Linked DNA regions of Homo sapiens: region 1 is linked to region 2. A link is a loop called in an ENCODE intact Hi-C map of the cell type or tissue named here. Cell type or tissue: PC-3. All regions are shown on one strand. Links, peaks and the distances in the headings refer to the core of each region. The heading gives the core; the rest is flanking DNA. Region 1 has its middle 5.3 kb from the start of LINC02058. Region 2 has its middle 100 kb from the start of LINC02058.

Region 1 (2,927 bases), core at 292-2,791, 110 kb before region 2:
AGCCACCGCACAGGGCCTCTTATAGATTTTTGTACTACCTACTTTAACATAAAGTTTTACTCTCTGAAATTGGTCACAAATTAATTCAGTTAATAAGCACTTTTTGGGTAGGGTCCATATATTTACTGTTCAATTTCCATTGTACTCTTAGCCCAAGGAAAGTACTCGACGTACATTTATTTATTGACTGATTGTAGACATGATCTTAGCTTATCTAATAGTTATTGATTTATTAAACACATTATATGTATTAACAAAGCACTAAATATTAAACAAACTGAGGTAGATCTTTCTGGAATAGTGCCAGAGAGGATATTCAATATACACAGAATAAGAAGAGCTATCATTTACTGGTCACTTGGCAAGCACTTTACTAAGGATTTTACATAGGTGAGCTAATTTAATCTTCTCAATAATCCTGAGTTAGACATCATTATGATTCTCATTTTATTTATGAGTAATCTGAAATTCAAAGGGACCCTCTCAAGGCACAAAGCTAGCAAGTGTTAGAATGGGTTTTAAATATAAGTGGTCTCATAGCTGAGCCCATACACTGAGCAGAATTTTCTCTCATAGTCTACATTTGTTTACTGTAAAATTTTAAGACCTAGGTCACTATCATAATTTGAATACAAAGTTCCCCTATATGCTTTGCTAAATACAAATAATAAATTTCCCTTTTTGCTTTATCAGAGGAGTATCAAGCCTTTGTACTTTGTCTTTGTCAGACATCAGAGAGAAAACCACTAGTCAAATATTCACCCATTTTTCAGTTAAGTCCACTTTATAAACAGCTCTTGGCAGCACAGAGAGCCCACATGGTGAGTGCATAGTGCTGTCTTTCAGTCATTCCACCACTGGGACAAGAGTTTCAAGGATCTGCCAGTCTTACAAATTAGTTTCAGAAAGACTTGTTTTCAATAGTTGAGTTTAAAAACATTCTAAATTACATTTACTACAGTTTGTTTAAAGCTTTTTTTTCTGGCCTATCTTTCTGAGTTGCAGCTTAATTTTTCACTGTCTCATTATAATTTCTCTCTTTTTTCTGGATTTCATCCTCTCATTCATTATTCTTTGTCTCCTCTCTTGTTTCTGGCTTTTCTTCCTGCAGCTGGGCTTTGGTTAGAAGGGGTGGACGCAGCTGCCCAACCGTTTTCACATTCTTTACTGATACGATTTTCTTGAGGTAAAACATCATTTAAGAAGTATTACTCAACAATTAAATGTTTCTGTCCTCCTCAAATTCTGTGTGTGAAAGTCTGCCAAGAAGATCCTTTGCAGTTGTTTGTATTGGTTTGGATCCCTTCCTGTTATGCATTATTTTATTTGTTCTGTGCTTGTTTGCCTTTTATGTAATATTTTCTCATAGTTCTAATTTCCTGTTTCTATTTAATCTTCACCACTGACTTGGTTCAACTGTTATCTTTCCTTTTTTTCTTTTTCAGGAGGAAGGGGTTCAAAGGCTACTTTTCCCTATAAGTTTTGACACTTATTAAACTACATGTTTCTTCAATGTAATGGGCTAAATTTTTACAGAGTTCAGGGGCAATTGTGAAGCTAGGAGTTGTACTCCTGCTTAGTTTTGAAGACTCTAACTTGTCCACTGTGCTCTTGGTTTGAAGCAGCAGCAATTTTTGTTGATATTACTACCTAAGGGTACAAAATTGTGCCCATGAGAAAGTGATCTGCTGTGGAAACCTTACACTATCTGGACTTCAGTGCTATTTCTAACTGGAAGTGCCTTAATCTTTCAAAAATTACAGTAGGCTTTTTCAGCATAGCATCTTAGCTGACTTTTCAATGGAACACTGAATAATTAAATATCAGGTTCTTCCTAAGTAATTGAACAAATCTTATTCATCATGCCTAGCTTATCTTTAGATAAATAGGGATGTATCAGGGTACTTCAATGCTGCTCTTCAACATTTACAGAAGGGAAAGGGATGGGATGGGTCCAGGGATAATATTAACGTATTTAACAATTATAAGCACCAACAATCAGAATGGAAGCCAGTCTTAGAGCAGGAGTTGGAAACCTTTGTCATGCCAGTACTTCCCACCTTGTTTGCTGAATTATTGGGAGGCTGGGGTCTTAGCAGTGGGGAACAGACGGTGCACTTAAGGCCCTTGAGCTAGTGTGGAATTATCTTAATACTTTAATAAGTGGCTACATTTTAGTCTTGGGTGAGAGTGTGCTCATTGTTGATTTATGTTCAGTTCAAATGCAGCAGTCCCTTCCAATTTATACATTGTGTTAGATTGGCCCGCAGACACTATGGGGATGGCATGTGATTTTCTACAGTGGTTCCTAGTGAAATCCTGTGTGCAGGTCAAGTTTAGATTTTTATTAATTGAGCTTCTCAACTCTATGGGAATCAGAGCCTACCACTGTCTATAGAAATAAAATTAAATATATATATATATATATATTTATTTCAAAATGCACTGAACTTGAGGTTGAGTTTTGGCCACACCAGTTATTAACTGCAATTTTGGGCAATTGCTTAATAACTTCATTTTCACCATCCTTTATCAGTAAAAGTGAGGGGATTGGATCAGATGAGTTCTACGTTCCCTTCAAGATCTAGCATTCTCTAATTCTATTTAAATACCAATAAGAAGACTTCTTTTGCCTGATATTTAATAGATAATTGAATAAAAATCAACTTACGTTTCAGGTCATGCAGGAAAACGTACCACATGACAAACTTCTGGGCATATAATCCATTCCTGAGAACTACTTATTCATTTCTTTCCACGAGTTTCCAACAGTGTTTAAAGACTATCTGGATAAACTTTTTTTTATTTGCATACAAAGGCAAATAATAATTATATAAAATAAAATACTTTTTCTCTATATGCTTAGCATCCAATTATTTTCTGAAGCATCACTATAGTCTTTCTGCAATGAAGGTGTAGTTATCCTA
Region 2 (2,927 bases), core at 211-2,710:
ATTACTGGGTCAAAGGGCTTAAACAACTTAAATTTTTTGATATATATTTACTAAATTATTTACAAAATGCTATCTGATGTATTTTCCATTTATATTTTTGACTATTCATTAATGTTTAATTTTTTATTTGTTAGCAATTTGTATTTATTATTTTTGAGTCTTAATGTCTTTACCTATTTTTCTGTGCAAGAATTTATATTATGTATTGGGTTATAAGGACTCTTTACATTTAAGGATTCTTACAATGGGTGTGCTAGACCTGAATAAAGCTGAAAAGAAAAGGACCTACTTCCAAAAGCTTATTTTAGCATTCAAAGACAGAAAATAAATAAGCAAACAAGAAAACAAGACTTTTTTTGTTTCTGACAAACACATTCCTTTGCATCTGACATTTTAGATAGTGGGATAAAAAGTGTGTTGATGCCTTCACTAATGTGGCCAGAACATGATAAAGTTCTCTAGTTTCTGAAGTCTTTATTCTACTTTATTTTTATTTTATTTTGTTTCATTTTTTGAGACAGAGTCTCGCCCTATCACCCAGGCTGGAGTGCAATCGCGCCATCTCAGCTCACTGCAACCTCTGCCTCCTGGGTTCTAACAATTCTTCTGCCTCAGCCTCCTCAGTAGCTGGGATTATAGATGCCCACCACCTCGCATGGCTAGTTTTTGTATTTTAAATAGAGACAGGGTTTCACCATGTTGGCCAGGCTGGTCTTGGACTCCTGTCAAGTCTTTATTTTAAATAGATATATAGTTTTATAGATTTCCAAATTTTGGTCTTGCCCATTTCTTGTTAATTTTTTTCTTTTGGGTGAGGTCTCTTTGCATTATGTCTCCTAGCTGGTTATAGCAAGCGACTTTTCAAGTACGATATTGATAATTTGAGCTATTATTCCAATGTTAGCAAAAGGGTGAGCCAATTACCACAGAGCGGTACTCAAAATTTTCTGTGAGTCCCAGGACTGTTTCCCTAACTTCCTAAGCTCATATTTGCTGCGGAGGTGTTAGAGCTGGAGAACCTGTTGATGACCAAAAAGCTTATGTCTCTTGATAGCTTATTTCTTGAAATTATACTAACAAACTTATTCTTTATCAAACACCTTAATTTGTGTCTTTGGTTTCTACTCAGAATTAATAAACTTCAAAAAGGTATTTATACATTCTAAACACTCACTTAATATTACCCAAGTTGTATTATAGTTTTTGAATTTATTTCCACATAGATTTTCACTTAAAGAAGAAGAAAAGGTTGATTCATCATGACTAGATAACACTGAAGAAGACTGAGAAACTGCCTTTGCTTTCTAACTTTGCACTTGGCCGGGGAGGGTGTGAGAGGCTATATGATCAACTGTTAACTGTGGGAGCAATCCCCAGGAGCCATCTCTCTTTCTGTCTTACTGAGTATCTACCTGTGGATTTCCATGACACTAATTACCACATGGGGGCTCTGACAGTTCACATTAACCCAGGGAGAATACAAGAGTCAAGGAGAGGCATTCTCATATAACTCCCCTAAAGGTCTGCCTAAGGTTAACAGGTAAAGGTTTGAGACATTTTTTCTTCCAGGCATTCAAAATATTAACTACAGTATTGCATTTTTACAGTGCACTAATATTTTTTGATATAGTTAATGTTTCCTACTAAATCTGAAGACTGACTATTTTGTGTTTTGGGGTCAATCCTATATGCTTATTATTATATTTTGTTCATGGGCTTAGTTGAAAAAAGTTTATGTAACAGAACAAGAGAGAATATTGATACCATTAGTTTTTTCCTCCCTATGCACCAACAATCCAACTTAAGGGTAGAGATAAATTTTTGCCTTCGTATAGCCTGCCTCAAACCATCACCAAGTGCCCTCCATATACAAATCACTTGCTTCTGTATATTTTTGTATCATTTCATGTTTGACTTGATTATTGTGCTTAGTACCATGATTTAAAATATTTATTTATCCAGCTTCTCTTTAGTGGATTATAACTTTCATAAATACAGGAAACTAGTATTTTGTGTGTGTGTGTGTCCTTCAAACCTCTGTACAGGGCAAAGCATATGGTAGTTGCTTATTGGATGAATCAATAATCCATTAAATAATCATTCTATTTTGTTCTCATATTACTTCTGAACTTGATCAACATCAGAGTCTGCCAAATGCTTTTATTAACTATTTACATTCTATATTGTTACTAAAATTTAAACAATTTTCTGTTAAAAATGTTTTCACTGTGCTTCCCTTCATCTTACAGGGTAAATTCATGTTTGGTTTGATGAGTAAGTGTATTTAGACATTTATCTGGCAAACTTGAATAAATTCTTCTGGGATGATAGATCAGTGTACTGTGTTTTAAAGTAATACTATAGCATGTGGAATTTACCACAACAGCTTCTAGCAGCAGCAATAGCTAACATTTATATAACATTTACTATGTGCCAGGCTGATAGTTAACTCAAAACTATTTTCCAGGCACTATTTAACCACTTAATGTAGATTAATTTATTTACTCTTCTCAATAGTGCTATGAGGCTGGCATTATTGTTCCTATTTTACATATGAGAAAACTGAAGCAAGGAGAGGTTAAATGAAGTGCCCAAGGTTATGCACCTGGTAAGTGGTAGAGTTAGCATTATTGGCTTCAGACCATCGGTCCGTGATCCTGACCGCTATGCCAAAGATTATTCAAAGACTGCTCTTCTAGATAACATTTAGAACATGACCCTGAGGGGGAAAAATTAAGTGGTAAAGCTACAATTACAGAAATGTAACCTATCTGGAATGCAGTAACATCAACATTAGGCTAAGAGAGTTTTACTGATGGCTATAAACTCCTAGGTTATGAATCATGTGCTCATATCTTATAAATTTTGAGATGAAGTGGCATATATAGTGCCTGTGGAGTTCCAGAATGGCCAAACCTAATCCAAAA

What was found. Hi-C counts contacts between places; a loop is a spot of excess contacts. Peaks named below come from ENCODE experiments on the same cell type or tissue, not always from the same donor. Only the 100,000 strongest peaks of a DNase experiment are listed, where the experiment ranks them.
Region 1: a loop joins it to region 2, with 12 times the contacts of the local background. A loop is called at or near these places in 1 of 110 quality-filtered maps.

Annotation. Positions count from the first base shown.
Region 1 is chr5:92,943,672-92,946,598 of GRCh38, reverse strand. No RefSeq gene overlaps it. Among named protein-coding and RNA genes, the nearest start is that of LINC02058, 5.3 kb to the right of the region's middle. In PC-3, for the core only: no CTCF peak of the experiment used is centred there; a DNase peak (open chromatin) is centred at 1,238; H3K4me3 peaks cover 977 bases; H3K27ac peaks cover 2,038 bases.
Region 2 is chr5:92,836,971-92,839,897 of GRCh38, reverse strand. No RefSeq gene overlaps it. Among named protein-coding and RNA genes, the nearest start is that of LINC02058, 100 kb to the left of the region's middle. In PC-3, for the core only: a CTCF peak has its summit at 1,442 (motif pointing right); DNase peaks (open chromatin) are centred at 1,447 and 2,327; H3K4me3 peaks cover 301 bases; H3K27ac peaks cover 1,291 bases.